Regions from separate parts of the Homo sapiens genome. Here region 1 is linked to region 2. Evidence: read pairs that join two places in POLR2A ChIA-PET (ENCODE). Cell type or tissue: B cell. All regions are shown on one strand.

Evidence for each region. ChIA-PET counts read pairs that join two places held together with the same protein. Peaks named below come from ENCODE experiments on the same cell type or tissue, not always from the same donor. Only the 100,000 strongest peaks of a DNase experiment are listed, where the experiment ranks them.
Region 1: POLR2A ChIA-PET joins it to region 2 with 7 read pairs; 4 of 35 experiments call an interaction of 5 or more read pairs at or near these places.

What each region holds. Positions count from the first base shown.
Region 1 is chr1:51,241,432-51,249,431 of GRCh38, reverse strand. The region is part of intron 1 of RNF11 (ring finger protein 11); the gene reads right to left. Among named protein-coding and RNA genes, the nearest start is that of RNF11, 9.2 kb to the right of the region's middle. In B cell, no CTCF peak of the experiment used is centred here; no DNase peak of the experiment used is centred here.
Region 2 is chr1:51,859,870-51,867,869 of GRCh38, reverse strand. The region is part of intron 1 of NRDC (nardilysin convertase); the gene reads left to right. It also overlaps the pseudogene TSEN15P2. Among named protein-coding and RNA genes, the nearest start is that of NRDC, 15 kb to the left of the region's middle. In B cell, no CTCF peak of the experiment used is centred here; a DNase peak (open chromatin) is centred at 4,299; H3K27ac peaks cover 652 bases.

The DNA of each region.
Region 1 (8,000 bases), 620 kb after region 2:
TTTTGCAAGTGCACTAGCCTACGTAATTAAGAAACCTGCTGGGTGCAGTGGCTCACACCTGTAATCCCAGAGCTTTGGGAGGCTGAGGCAGGAAGATCACTTGAGCCCAATGCTATCCTGGGTAACACAGCGAGAGCCCTATCTCAATCAATCGACCAATCAATCAGTCAATCAAAAGAAACTCAAGATATTCTGTTAAAGATACACTAGTTTCTGTATAATACATTTTAATTAAAATTTACACACACATACTTTTACTGTACAAAATTACACAACTCAATGACCTCTAAATTCATGTCCACCATCTAACAATTAGTCCGACCCGACTGACTCCAAAATCCTTGAACACCAAAATCCTCAGATGCCCAAGTCCCTTATATAAAATGGCATATTTGCACATAACCTGTACACCCTCCCATATACTTTAAATCATCGCTAGATTACTTATAATACCTAATACAATGTTATGTAATAGTTACACTATATATTTTTTTAATTTGTATTAGCTCTTGTATTATTTTTTATTGTTTTCTTTCCCAAATATTTTCTGTGATTGGATGGATCAGAGGATGTGGAACCTGTGAATACAGAAGGCTATCTTTTTGACTCCAAGCTCCACCACTCAATTTAATCAGGGCAGCTCTGTTGTTTTTATTCATTTTTTATACTCAAGTTCCAAGTAAGATTATCCAAAGGATACAGAAGCTAAAAAGTACATTTGTGATTCACTGCCCTATCACAAACTGATCACACAACTTCAAAACTATATACAAAACCATTTAATAATTGATTATGTACTATTTCATGCTGACCTCATAATTGCTTCATGTCTTATCCCTTAACTGTAGGCTCCTAGGGGTAAGAGACTCATCATTTCTCCTTTCCCCGTTGAGCTTAAAACATACTTGCTAACTGATAGAAGAAACTAGAGGCCGGGCGCCGTGGCTGACGCCAGTAATCCCAGCACTTTGTGAGGCCGAGGCGAGCGGATCACCTGAGGTCGGGAGTTCGACACCAGCCTGACATGGAGAAACCCTGCCTCTACTAAAAATACAAAATTAGCCAGGCATGGTGGCGCCGCCTATAATCCCAGCTACCCGGGAGGCTGAGGCAGGAGAATCGCTTCAACCCAGGAGGCAGAGGTTGCAATGAGCCAAGATCGTGCCACTGCACTCCAGCCAGGGTGACAGAGCAAGACTCCATCTCAAAGCCAAAAAAAAAAAAAAGAAAAAGAAAATACAGTATAGCACTGTAAATGTATTTTCTCGTGACACTGCACTCCAACCTGAGCAACAAGAGCGAAGCTCCATCTCAAAAAAAAAAAAAAAAAAAAAAGAAGAAACTAGGTATCAAGCATGGTATTTCTTACCCTTAAGGCCTCGCTACTCAATTATGGTAAACTGCTTCTTTTTCTTCCACAAAAATAAGGTTTAAACTGTTATACAAAATTACATGTAACTTTAACTAACTGGGTCAATTATAAAGTCTCACTCTTCTTAAAGCCATTCAACTTTATGAGTGTTCAGAAAATTTTAAGAGTTTTAGAAGCAAATATATTTGGAGGGTTGCTTTCTTCATTCCCACACTTTCAGATCCTTTAGTTACCTTACAGTATGCTTTCTAGATTAAGTAACAAGATAATTACTCATTTGGCCCCTGGGAGTACACTCTAGGCTGGCAATTTAATTAAAAGATAGGGACACACGCATTCATTGTCAAAATAAGGAACTCATCTAAGAGTTCAAAAGGCCAATTTGAATATAAAAATCAATAGGTCAAGCAAATTCTCCAAGAGGATAAAATACATTTACTTCTCCCTTATCACTTTACTTTTCAACTTTGGCCAGGCCTAGCAGCTCATGCCTGTTATTCCAGCACTTCACTTTAGGAGGGTGAGGCAGGAGGATGGCTTGGGGCCAGGAGTTCAAGACCAGCCTGGCCAACATAATGAGACACTGTCTTTACAAAAAAAAAAAACAAAAAAACAAAAAACCACATACTTCCATTTAACCTGAGGAACCTAATTGAAAACCAAAAAACCCAGACACTTTGACTGGATGTGGTGGCATGAGCCTGTGGTCCCAGCTACTTGGGAGGCTGAACCAGGAGGTTGGCTTGAGCTCAAGAGTTTGCGGCTGTAGTGTGCTATGATCATACCTGTGAATAGCCACTGCACTCCAGCCTAGGCAACAAGGTGAAACCCCGTCTCTAAAAAAAAAAATAACTACACACTGTGGCTATCTAAGCCAGCTCTTCCTCAATCTTTCACTCACATTTCCACTGACTTCTCTCACCACCTCACTCTCACTTTCATTTAGATCACAGCTGAAAAAAGCCTGAACTCTGAGCATGTTAAAAATACCATAAATATTTGTTAATTCAATATTAAAAGTTACTGGTAAGGAATCAACTGTTTACAGCCTATTATTTTTTCCTTTTTTTTTTTTTTTTTAAGAGATAAGGTCTCACTCTGCTGCCTAGGCTGGAATGCAGTGGCTCAATTATAACTCACTGCAGCCTCGAACTCCTGGGCTCAGGTAACCCTCCTGCCTCAGCTTCCTGATTAACTGGGACCACAGGCACAAGCCCAGCTCCAATTTTTCAGTGTATAGTTCAGTGGTATTACATAAAGTTATGTAGCCATTAAACTATCCATCTCCATAACTTTTCATCTTATAAAACAGAAAACTCTACCCACTAAACAATAACTCTCCACTTACAGCCTAAATATTTTCTTGTAGAAATGGGAGTCTCACTGTGTTGCCTAGACTGGTCTCAAACTCCTGGATGCAAGCAATCCTCCCGCCTCAGCCTACCAAAGCGCTGAGATTACAGGTGTGAGCCACCACACCTGGCCTTCCCCATGCCCCCATTCACTCTGTTGCCCAGGCTGGAGTGCAATGGTGCCATCACAGCTCATTATACCTTCCAACTCCTGAGCTCAAGCATTCCTTCTGCCTCAGCCTATAGCTGGGACTACAGGCATGTGCCAACACACCTGACTAATTTTTTATTTTTTTGTAGAGACGAGATCTCGCTATTTTGCCCAGGCTGGTTTCGAACTCCTGGGCTCAAGCAATCCTTCCCACTTGGCCTTCCAAAGTGCTGGTGTACAGGTATGAGCCACTGCACACAGCCTGTCGTCTTCTTTTTTGTTGTTGTTGTTGAGATGGAGTTTCACTCTTGTTGCCCAGGCTAGAGTGCAACAGCGCAACCTAGCCTCAACACAACCTCCACCTCCTGGGTTCAAGAGATTCTCCTGCCTCAGCCTCCCAAGTAGCTGGGATTACAGGCATGTGCCACCACACCCGGCTATTTTTGCATTTTTAGTAGAGACGGGGTTTCTCTATGTTGGTCAGGCTGGTCTCAAACTCCTAACCTCAGGTGACCCGCCCACCTCAGCCTCCCAAAGTACTGAGATTACAGGTGTGAGCCACTGTGCCTGGCCACCTGTCTTCTTTCTTGACTGTGTCTCAGCCAAGGTAAATTCTGCACATGAAGAGGGAAGTGATAAGAGGTTGATTGCAGATACAATCAGAATTAGAGATGTGTTGTATTTCTTTTCTTGCCTCAAGTCGTTTGCAAATATGTCTTTTATGTATTACCTTCCTTACTTCAGGTACAGAGTTAGGGATGTATTTCTGTCCTGTACTCATATGGGTTATTAAAAATAGGCTGTTGGTGTCCAGCCCAGTAGCTCACGCCTGTAATCTCAGCACTTTGGTAGGCCTAGGTGGGTGGATCACGAGGTCAGGAGTTAAGACCAGTCTGGCCAACATGGTGAAACCCCATCTCTACTAAAAATACAAAAAATTAGCCAGGTGTGGTGGTGCTTGCCTCTAATCCCAGCTACTCAGGAGGCTGAGGCATGAGAATCGCTTGAACCCAGGTGGCAGAAGTTGCAGTGGGCTGAGACTGCACCACTGCACTCCAGCCTGGGCGATGGAGTAAGACTCCATCTCCAAAAAAAAAGGCTGTTGGGTGGGCATGGTGGCTCACACTTGTAATCTCAGCACTTTGGGAGGCCGAGGTGGGTGGACTGCTTGAGTTCAGGAGTTTGAGACCAGCCTGGGCAATATAGTGAGACCCCGTCTCTACTAAAAATACAAAAAATAGCTGGGTGTGGTGGTATGCACCTGTGGTCCCAGCTATTCAGGAGACTGAGATGGGAGGACTGCTTGACCCGTCTCTACAAAAAATAAAAATTAGCCAGGCAAAGTGGTGCACGCCTATAGTCCCAGCTACTCAGGAGGCTGAGGTGGGAGGATGGCTTGGGCCCGTGAGGTTGAGGCTTCAGTGAGCCGTGACCATGCCACTACATTCAGCCTAGGCAACAGAGTAAGATTATGTCTCAAAGAAAGAAAAAGAATCCCAATCTACATAAGTATTTCTATTAAAACTTTTAAAGATCAAAATTCTGCAACAAAGGTTTCTACTATTACCTAAAAAATATTTTAAGAAAATCAAGTGCTCAGATCTTATGTACCAAGTAACTCACCATCCCATCTCCATCTTCTCAAGTTACCCTATAATTAGCTCTAGAATTAAACTCTGAACAGACTATCTTACTCTTAGTGATGCATACAATCTTAATGCCAAAAAATCAGCCTTTATTAAAGCACATTCAGAATGAGAGGTCAGGCAGAAACAAAGAAAAATCCTGCAACAATGGGGTCACACAAATAACAAATAACTGGTTACTTATTTATAAAAGTCACCTAGGCAAGCTGAACTTCATGGAACACAAAACCAAATTCAGGCTGGGCGCGGTGGCTCACGCTTGTAATCCCAGCACTTTGGGAGGCCGAGGCAGGAGGATCACAAGGTCAGGAGATCAAGACCACGGTGAAACCCCGTCCCTACTAAAAATACAAAAAATTAGCCAGGTGTGGTGGCGGGCACCTGTAGTCCCAGCTACTCGGGACAGGCTGAGGCAGGAGAATGGCGTGAACCCGGGAGGCGGAGCTTGCAGTGAGCTGAGATCGCGCCACTGCACTCCAGCCTGGGTGACACAGCGAGACTTCGTCTCAAACAAACAAACAAAAAAAAAAACAAATTCAAAAAATATATAATGAAATTAACTTTCCCAAAGCTCAACGTACTTTATAAATTAGAAGTGATAGGCCAAACACTAAAGCACAGGATTCTGGGAATGCTTAATAGACACTAACAACCATACAATTGCACACTCTTACAGCAAAATGCTGATCATTACATTCACTAAAGTATAAGTGCGTGCTTTGTGAAAATTGTAGTTCTAGCAATGTGAAAATGAACCAGACTTGAATTCTAAAAGAGCAGATGTGACACTGTCACAAATAATTAAAATTAAAAGGGTAAAGTGTCTTAAGAATGGTGCATGAATAAAGGAGTTCAGATTAAGAAAAGTGTATGTAGGAGAAATCAGAATTCGTGGATTCTTGGCATTTGAACTGGGCCCTGGATATTAGAAATGAGACTGGGAAGGATTAAGGAAGAACATTCTGGGCAATGGATACAGAATGGGCAAAGACAGGAAAGCAGAAGACATACATGGAATACAGCAAACTGCTCAGTATGACTGGAGTATACAGGTTGTATAAAAGAAAGCACAAGGCTATGAAGAGCTGAAAAAGTATATGTAGAGCCAAATCATGACTTTGAATGCTAAGTCAGATATCTTCAGTGGTTAGTCCTAATAAAGAATCATTAAGGGCCGGGCGTGGTGGCTCACGCCTGTAATCCCAGCTCTTACGGAGGCCAAGGTGAGTGGATTACCTGAGGTTAGGAGTTGCACACCAGCCTGAGCAATATGGTGAAACCCCATTTCTATTAAAAATACAAAAATTAGCTGGGTGTGGTGGCGCATGCCTGTAATCCCAGCTACTCGGGAGGCTGAGGCAGGAGAATTGCTCGGACCCGGGAGGCGGAGGCTGCAGTGAGCTGAGGTGGCACCACTGCACTCCAGCCTGGGCAACAGAGTGAAGACTCTGTTTCAAAAAATAATAATAATAATAATAACAATCATTAAGGATTATGAGGCAAGTGATCTGATCCGGGATGAAATTTATCTGGCAACATGGTATAAAATGAATGAGGAGGAGACATCAATTATGTTGCTGTAAGAACTGATGAGGACAATTATGATGGTGACCTTACAAGGTAAGAAGTCACAGTTCTAATTTAGTCTATCATCAAATATTCACTGGGTGTCTACAATATGGAAGGTAACATTCTACTCCACTAAGATATCTTACAAGTTTAATGTATCATTCTCATTCTTGAGGAAACTGATGTGGAGAAACAACTGTTAAAGCAACAAAAGCTAATAAGGCAATATATGATTTCCAGATAAATGTTACAAACACAAAAAAACTGTACATGACAAATCAGCAGAGACAGGAAAAAAATGGTCAGTGAAGGCTTTATTAACAAAGGTGGAGTTAGTTGATCTGCCCCTCAATAAGAAGGCTGAACTTCTTGAGCATAAAGAAGGGGAGGGATAAAACTTCAAAAAGGTAAATTGTTAAAAGCTGAATAATTGTATAATAAGGCCTAGATACGTGAAATAAATTTGGAGATATTTTCCACCCAAATGTTAAACAAAATGCTAATAAAAAAACACAACCCTTTAATTATCTAAATTTAACTTCGTAAGTTATCAGGAAAATGAGGCATTAATATACCATTACAGGCAGGGCACAGTGACTCACATCCGTAATCCCAACACTGGGAGACATGGTGGGAGGATCACTTGAGCCCAGGAGTTCGAAACTAGCCTGGGCAAAGTGAGACTCCATCTCTAAAAAAAACAAGCCCATCCCCCACAAAACATTATAGCATTGCATGCTTAAAAATAAGCAGTACATTCTAGATTTTTTATAAGGAAGGGGGTTATTTTTAGTGCATTCTACAGGATAAACCAATCCTTTTAACAACAAAAGAGGGTTTTTGGTTTTGTTTGTTTTTTGTTTTTGTTTGGTATTTTAATAGAGATGGGGGTCTCACTTTGTTGCCCAGGCTGGTCTCGAATTCCTGGGGTCAAGTGATCCTCCTGCCTCTGCCACCTAAGTGCTGGGATGACAGGTGTGAGCCACTGTGCCCAGCCAAAAAAAAAAAAAAAAAAAGGTATCTTGAAGAAAGCTTTATGCAGACACAATTTGAAATATCCAAAATGTTACATTTTCTTATTTGTCAAAAAAGCTCCCCAAAACAATCTGATAAATTCTTTCCTTTTTCATATTTTACATGTAAGCGGCAGAGCCAGAATTTGAACACAGGACAATCTGACTCTAAAAGCAGAGCTATACTTGCATTCAATGCTATACAAACTTATTTTCTCAGGATTTTAAAATTTCAAATGTATCAATCAAAAAGTATAGGTCGGGGAAGAAGACTGGCGAATCTCAAACTATATAACTACTGCAAAATTGAGAGACACCTATCCTTATTTTTATATATTCAGATTAGAAAATGTAACATGGTTTGTTGTTCAATGAATATTACACTCTTTTAACAAAGTGCCTCCCTCAATTTAGCACATAACAAAGCTCTTGACAGTGACACAGGGGTACCTCAAGCTGTTTTACATATGCCTTTCAGGGCTGGGCTGCCTACCTGGCCTCCCCCTCTCATGGACCTCCCTTCTTCAGCCTTTCCTGGCTTATCCTCCCACTCACTGTCCTTCCAAGATTGCCTTCGCTGGGCAGATTTCCTCTGTATTATTTTTAAACATTTAGGAATAAGGGAGTTGGGTAGAGGGTGCGACAAATTTGTTTCTACTTTCTAATTTGACAAACACCCTAAATCTCTTTGCATCCAATACTTCAAGAATAGGGATTCAAGTACTTTCTTTTTCTCCCCCAAGTACTTTCCCATTACATAAATATCTTGCGGTGATATATATACACGGTAAAAACCCCTAAATCACTTAACACTTAGTGTAAACCAATTGCTGTATTTAATATTACTGGAATTTGACTTTTTAGGATTCCTTAAAACTGATCTACAACAGCTAGACA
Region 2 (8,000 bases):
TATTCAGTTTCTCTGGTAACTGTAGCAAAACTTGTTGAGTTATCTGTACTTGCAGTTTGTAATTCATCTGTTTCCATTATTCTGTAAGCTCACTCAGAGTAGACTTCTGCCACTATTGTTACACTGAAATAGCTAGTTCAAGGTCACCAATATCTTTACATTAGTCAATTCTCAAGTTATCTTACTCAACCTATCAGCATCATACTGCATAGTTCACCATTCTTCTTGAAATGCTTTGATCAGTTGACTTTCAGGTCACCACTGTTCATAGTTCTCTTCCTGCTTATTCACAGATCTCTTCTTATTTCCCTGACTTCTAAATTTTGGATTATCTAGGGCTCAATTTTCAGACTTCTCATCTACCCTTACTCTGTATGTTGTCCGGTCTCATGACTTTAAATATCAGCCTGTATAAAATAAATTTTGTTTTCCTACCTCCATGTTTTTTCTTACTCTTTTTTTTTATAGCACTTATTGTCATTTGACATAAATTTACTTGTGCATTGTCTTTCTCTTGCACTGGAATGTTTCATCACAAGGGCAAGGAATTAGTTTTGTTTACTGCTTATATCGCCAGTGCCTAGAATAGTGCCTGTTTTAAAGTCTTGCTTCCATTTCTGTCTTCTTCCTTTTCTCCTTTGGCTTGTTACATAAGGATATACTTTTCAGTCTTTTTTTTTGGTTACTTTATTTCTTGCTTTTTGTCTGGATCAAAACATAATGTTTAGGCTGGGCACAGTGGCTCATGATGCCTGTAATCCCAGTGCTTTGGTAGGCTGAGGCAGGAGTATTGCAGGAGCCCAGGAGTTTGAGGTTACAGTAAGCTATGATCGCATCATTGTGCTGCAGCCTGAGCGACAGACTGAGACTCTGTCTTTGAATATATATGGCATATATGTATATATAAAACATACATATATATAGAAACAAAACCTTACAGATAACAGCTGAAGCCCTCTTTATATTGCCTCTTCCCATTACCTTCTCTGCCTTCTTTTTTCAGTGTTAACCACTATCTAAATTTCATGTATATACCGTACTAGTTCTATCTATAGTTGTATACTTTTTATTAAACATACTTTTTAAACAGTATATATCATTGTTTTTGCATGTTTTAAAGCATTATAGAAATAGAAAGGTATCACATTAGATGTCTCATAATCTTTTTTTTTTTTTGGTTTAACATTGCTTTTGAGATTTATCCATGTCAATAAGTGTAATTCTAGTTATTTGTGTTAACCAATGTTTAATATTTTGTTGATGAATACATCGTTATTATCTATTTTCCTATTGTCATTTGGTTACAGTTTTCTGTTATATTTTGTTTTATGACTATGCCACAATTTAGCTTTTTTCTTTTTGTTTTTCATTTAAGTTGTTTCTAGCATTTCAGAGGACTGTATATGGTTCCTTGTGCACACGTTTGAGAATTTATCTAGGGCACATACCTATGAGTGAAATGATACCTATAAGTGAAATGACTGGGCATACTCATTTTTAACCTCACTAGATATTGCCATTAGTACTCTTCTAATGGGTTGTGCTTTTTTACATTGACACCAATAGAACATGAGAGTTCCTGCTTCTTTACGTTCTTACATTTTTAGCAGTTATTGATACTGTTAGTTTTTTTCTTTTCTTTTTTTTAAAGATAAGGTCTCACTCTGTTATCCAGGCTGGAGTGCAGTGGTGAAATCATAGCTTACTGTAACCTAGAAGTCCTGGGCTCAAGGGGCCCTCCTGCCTCAGCCTCTGGAGTGGCTGGGACTGCCACCACGCCCAGCTAATTTTAAGAAATTTTTCTTTTTTTTTTTGAGATGGAGTCTTGCTCTGTCGCCCAGGCTGTGCAGTGGCAAAATCTTGGCTCACTGCAACCTCTGCCTCCTGGGTTCTAGTAATTCTTCTGCCTCAGCCTCCTGAGTAGCTGAAACTACAGGTGCCTGCCACCATGCCCAGCTAATTTTTTTTTTTTTTGTATATTTAGTAGAGATGGGGTCTCACCATGTTGGCCAGGATGGTCTCGTTCTCCTGACCTCCTGATCCGCCCTCTTGGCCTCCCAAAGTGCTGGGAATACAGGCGTGAGCTATCATGCTTGGTCGATATTGTTAGGTTTTAAAAAAAATTACTATCTGTGGAAAATTGTATTTCTCACTTTTTTTTAAAGGTTAGTCAAGTGAAGCAGTGGGAGTGGAGAAGGCATCATTTAGTTGTGAATACCACTGAATTCAGATCAGCCTATATTTTTCTTTCTTAAAAAATCTTTTTAGGCTGGGCGCAGTGGCACATGCCTGTAATTCCAGCACTTTGGGAAGCCAAGGTGGGCGAATCACCTGAGGTCAGGAGTGCAAGACCAGCCTGGCCAACATGGTGAAACCCCATCTCTACAAAAATAGTAAATTAGCCAGGCATGATCATGGGTGCCTGTAATCCTGGCTACTCGGGAGGCTGAGGTGGGAGTATCGCTTGAACCCGGGGAGGCGGAGGTTGCATGAGCCATGATCACGCCATTGCACTCTAACCTGGGTGACAGAGCGAGACTCCGTCTCAAAAAAAAAAAACAAAACGAAAAACTTAAAAAATTTGTATTTCCCCTTATTACTAATAAGATCAGACATTATTTCATAGTTTGTAGACATCAGGATTTCTCCTTTTATAAATTGCCTGCTTTTCTATTGGGTTGTTTTTTCTTTTTATAAATTTGACTTGTAAAAATTCATTTTATTTTGAATGCTAATTTTTTGTCGATTATATGAGTTGCAAATGTATTCTCTAAGTCCATAGCTTATGTTTGCTCCTTGTTTATAAAGTCAAACATTGAATCAGTTATTGATCTTTTATGGTTTGCACTTTTTGTATCTTATTCTAAAAATTTTATTATAGTTTTTTACATTAAGAAATCTAATTTTTTTTTTTTTTTTTAAGACCAGGTCTCACTCCATCACCCAGGGTGGGGTGCAGTGGCATGATCTCAGCTCACTGCAACCTCTGCCTCCCGGGTTCAAGCGACTCCCACCTCAGCCTCCTGAGTAGCTGGAACTACAGGCATGCACCACCACGCCTGGCTAATTTTTGTATTTTTAGCAGAGACAGGGTTTTACCATGTTGGCCAGGCTGGTCTCGAAGTCCTGGCCTCAAGTGATCTGCCCTCCTTGTCCTCCCAAAGTTCTGGGATTATAGGTGTGAGCCACCATGCCTGGCAAAAATCTAATTTTATTACTATTTAAAAAAAAATATGGATAACCAGTTGTCCAGTCATACTTTTAAAAAAGTATAAATCCCAGAGATCACCAAATATTTTCTGTAAAAGTTCTAGCTAATAAATACTTTGGGCTTTGTCAGTCAGGAGGTGAAATTGAGGATATTAAGTAAGTACTTGTATATCAAAAAAGAAAACAAATTTCTGCAAATTTTTGGTGAAAATTTTTATGAAGTTCAAAATATAGTATGTTTTTTGGTAATACAGTTCTACTAGTAAGAATGATGGAATTGTTTTTATTGGGATAACATTTTGCTTTATTGGGATCAAAATTAAGTGTTCATCAGTCAGTTCATCTGTTAAATCTGATTTGTAATGAGATTTTACATACCTTATCTTTGAAAATGTCTTTCCACATAGCTAGGTACCGCCAATATATTAATATTGAAATACTAATAGCAGTCTATGAGTACAGATGGTCCCTAATTTATGTTGGTTCAACTTAGGGTTTTTCCACTTTCCATGGTGCAAAAAAGTGATATGCATTCAGTAGAAACCGATCTTTGAGTACCCATATGATCTTTCTGTTTTTCACTTCAGTGTTGTATCAGTAAATTACATGAGATATTCAACACTTCATTATAAAATAGACTTTGTGTTGGATGATTTTCCCCAACTGTAGGCTATGTAAGCATTCTGAGCATGTTTGAGGTAGGCTAGGTTAAGCTATTGATGTTCAGTAGGTTAGGTTAAATGCATTTTCAATTTACAATATTTTCAACTTAAGATGGGTTTTTCAGGACCTAACCCTGTTGTAAGTCGAGGAGCATCTGTATATGACTTTAATTGAGCATATTCTTTGCTTGGAAAACATTTATATAATTATATTAGATTCTTCTCATATTTTTTCCTTTTAACATTATTATAGATTAAATAGATCAAACACTATAGATCAGTCACTTCCAATTAAATTAGGTGGGATCTCCTCAATTGCACAGTTAATGGACTTTGAAATATGGAAGTTTCTTTGTGGTTGCAACAAGGTCTGGAAGGCACTTCTGAAACTATAGTTTGTGGGGGAATGGAGGTATTACTTCTTGTTTTAACTTTTTATAGCACAGGAAGTATATGACGTAGCTTGCCATTACTTGTGATTCAAACATCATTCTTGATTGAAATGACTTAAATGCTGTTTTGTCTTGTAATTTTAGGTTGAGTTCATTAAAGAAACATTATTAAATCTGCACCAAAAGCTAATTTTTTTTTTTCTTGAGACAGAGTCGTGCTCTGTCACCCAGGCTGGAGTACAGCAGTGCAATCTTGGCCCACTGCAGCCTCTGCCTCCCGGGTTCAAGTGATCCTTCTGCTTCAGTCTCCCAAGTAGTTGGGACTACAGACGTACGCCACCATGCCCAGCTAATTTTTGTATTTTTAGCAGAGACAAGGTTTTGCTGTGTTGTCTAGGCTGGTCTTGAACACCTGATCTCAAGTGATCCGCCTGCCTTGGCCTCCCAAAGTGCTGGGATTACAGGTGTGAGCCACCATGCCTGGCCTCATTTTGAACTTCTCTGAAGAAATTCTACAGTGATGTGATACTTTGTTTTAAATTTTCTACTTTTTCTGGTTATTGCTTGTTTTTTTTTTTTTTTTTTTTTTTTTCCTCCACACAGAGTCTCACTCTGTCATCCAGGCTAGTGTGCAGTGGCCTGATTTCAGCTCGCTGCAAACTCTGCCTCCCAGGTTCAAGCGATTCTCCTGCCTCAGCCTCCCGAGTAGCTGGGATTATAGGCACGTGCCACCACACCTGGCTAATTTTTGTATATTTAGTAGAGACAGGGTTTTGTTGTCCAGCTGGTCTCAAACTCCTGGCCTCATGTGATCTGCTTGCCTTGGCCTCCCGAAGTGCTGGGATTACAGGCATGAGCCACTGCTCCTGGCCTTTTTTTTAAGACAGGGCCTCCTCAGTCTGTTCCCTAGGCTGGAGTGCAGTGTCATGATCATGGCTCACTGCAGCCTTAACCTCCTGGCTCAGGTGATCCTCCCACCTCAGCCTCCTGAGTAGCTGGCACCACAAGTGTGTGTTACCACCTCGGGCTAATTTTAAAAATTATTTGCAGAGATGAGGTCTCCTTTTGTTGCCCAAGCTGATCTTGAACTCCTGGGCTCAAGCAATCCTCCCACCTCAGCCTCCCAAAATTCTGGGATTACAAGCATGAGCCACCACACTCAGCCTCTTTTTTTTTTTCTTTTTTAGAGAGATGATCTCACTGTGTCACCCAGGCTGTACTGCAGTGGTGCCATCATAGCTCACTGCAGCATCGAACTTCTAGGCTCAAGTGATCCTCCTGCCTGTGCCGCCCAAAGTGTTGGAATTACAGGCATGAGCCACTGCTTCTAGATGGATGTCTTTTATTGGCGGGGGGGAAAGCCCTATATACGTATATATGTATTTTTTACTAATTCTAAAACTGCTAACCCAAGCAGGACAAAATTTAATTGAATACCAAGAAAATAACCATGCCAGATTTTCATGCTAAATCAGCTAATACTAACATTGTTTAGATACGCAATTTGAATGAACTCCATGGTCCAAAGTCAAATTACCTATGATAACTCATTCTAATAAACAGTTCTATGCATCTAAATTGGAGAGACAAAATTGGCATTTAGGAGGATATTAAGTCCAATGTTATCCATGGACTCATGGAGAGCTTTGACCCACCTGGCCCTTCCTGAGTCGTCGAAGTTTCCATTACTAAAAGCTCTGCAGTCAGTGACTCATCATAGATGAGACTAAGTAATCCCAATTGCATATAAATGTGTGCGTGTGTGTGGCGAATGTTCTAAATGCGAAAATGGTTTATGACCAATGTTTGGTTTGTCAAACCCATAATCAATCCTGAGAAGATAATAAAAACTTCAGGTATATTTCTGCCCTGGTGGGCCATTTAAACATTTATAGAGGTATTTTCTTCACTTGTCATTTTCAGTGTATGTTTTCTGGTGGTACAGAATCTTTCTCATGTAGCCAGGCACAGTGGCTCACCACTTGTAATCCTAGCACTTTGGGAAGCCAAGGGGGGCGGATTGCCTGGGCTCAGGAGTTCAGGACCAGCCTGGGCAACATGGTGAAACCACGTCTCTACTAAAATAAAAAAAAATAATAATAATAATAAAAAGCCAGGCCTCATGGCATGCACCTGTAGTCCCAGCTACTTGGGAAGCTGAGGCACAAGAATTGCTTGAACCTGGGAGGCAGAGGTTGCAGTGAGCCAAGATTGTGCCACTGCACTCCAGCCTGGGCAACAGAGCAAGACTTTGTCTCAAAAAAAAAAAAAAGAAGAAGAAGAGATTTGATTATCTCTGTGGCAGAGTGAGACCCTGTCTCAAAAAAAAAAAAAAAAAAAGTAATACCACTTGGGCAGCCGGGTGCAGTGGCTCACGCCTGTAATCCTCATACTTTGGAAGGCCAAGGTGGGTGGATCACCTGAGGTCAGGAGTTTGAGACCAGCCTGGCCAACGTGGTGAAACCCCATCTCTGCTAAAAATACAAAAATTAACTGGGCATGGTGATGCCCGCCTATAATCCCAGCTACTCGGGAGGCTGAGGCAGGAGAATCACTTCACCATGGGAGGCGGAGGTTGCAGTGAGCCAAGCTCATGCCACTGTATTCCAGCTTGGGTGACAGATCGAGACTCTGTCTCAAAAAAAAAAAAAAAAGAAGTAATACCACTTGGAACATCTTTGTGCATATAATTTTTCATACTCTGGACAACTTAATTGGGAAATATTAACAAAAGTAAAATAGGTCTAATTAATAAAGATGTTTTTAAGGCTGATAGTGTCCCACACTATCTCTCTTGTAATATTCTAGCTACTATATTATAAAGGTGGTGGTAAGAAGAGAAAGGAAGGTTCTTGTAGGTAGCACTTCTCTGTTCCTTATTATTCTAGACACGTAAGTTTATACTGTGAATAAACATATTTTCGGTTTTGATTTAAAGTCACCCCCAGAAAAGTAATAGTAATTGCAACAGGAAGACCAATTGGAAGAAAGCTTTTACTTTCTACTGGGGATGAAAAAGTAGATAGAAGTAAACTCTCCCGGTGACCAAGGTGTATGAAATGCCATTTTAAGCTAGCTGTAGTGGCCAGAAGGCACTGGGAGAGTCGAGTAAGAGAAAGAGGTGGCAGTCTCTATAATGAGCTAGCTGCAGCAGCAATGAACACAGAGGCAGCTATGAGTGTGAATGATAGACATAAGTCTGTATACAACTGTAGTTAAACTGTCTCCAGATAAGAAAGTTCTAGAGCAACTATCCTATATTTTTGAAGAAAAAACAATTCTATCTGGGGAAGTTTTATTCTTCAGAAAGAAAAACTTACGGAATGGGAAAATCAACCCTATCTAAATCAACCCTGACTAGTCAACCCAAGTCAACTCTGAGTATCTCTGAGGTGAAAGATGAAGCATGCTGATGGGTGTCAAATCCAATCTTGTATGAATAAAATAAGCATCGGGGAAGCATAGATGTCATCTTCTAAGGCAAACATTCTGAGGATCTGGCAGCATAAATCCATCAGTTAATTTATAATATAATTGGACACCACTATGGCCAAAGTAAAAGACACGGCCAAATCTGGATCACCTTACAATTTTCAAGATGCTTTCAAGATCCCCCTTGTCCTGTTATGGCTGAGGGAAGCAGTGATGGGAGTAGGCACCATAGTCTGTAACCCCTCCCCTTCTGTCTCGGTACAGACAAAGCAGATAAGCTGGGGCTCTGGTAATCTTACACAGT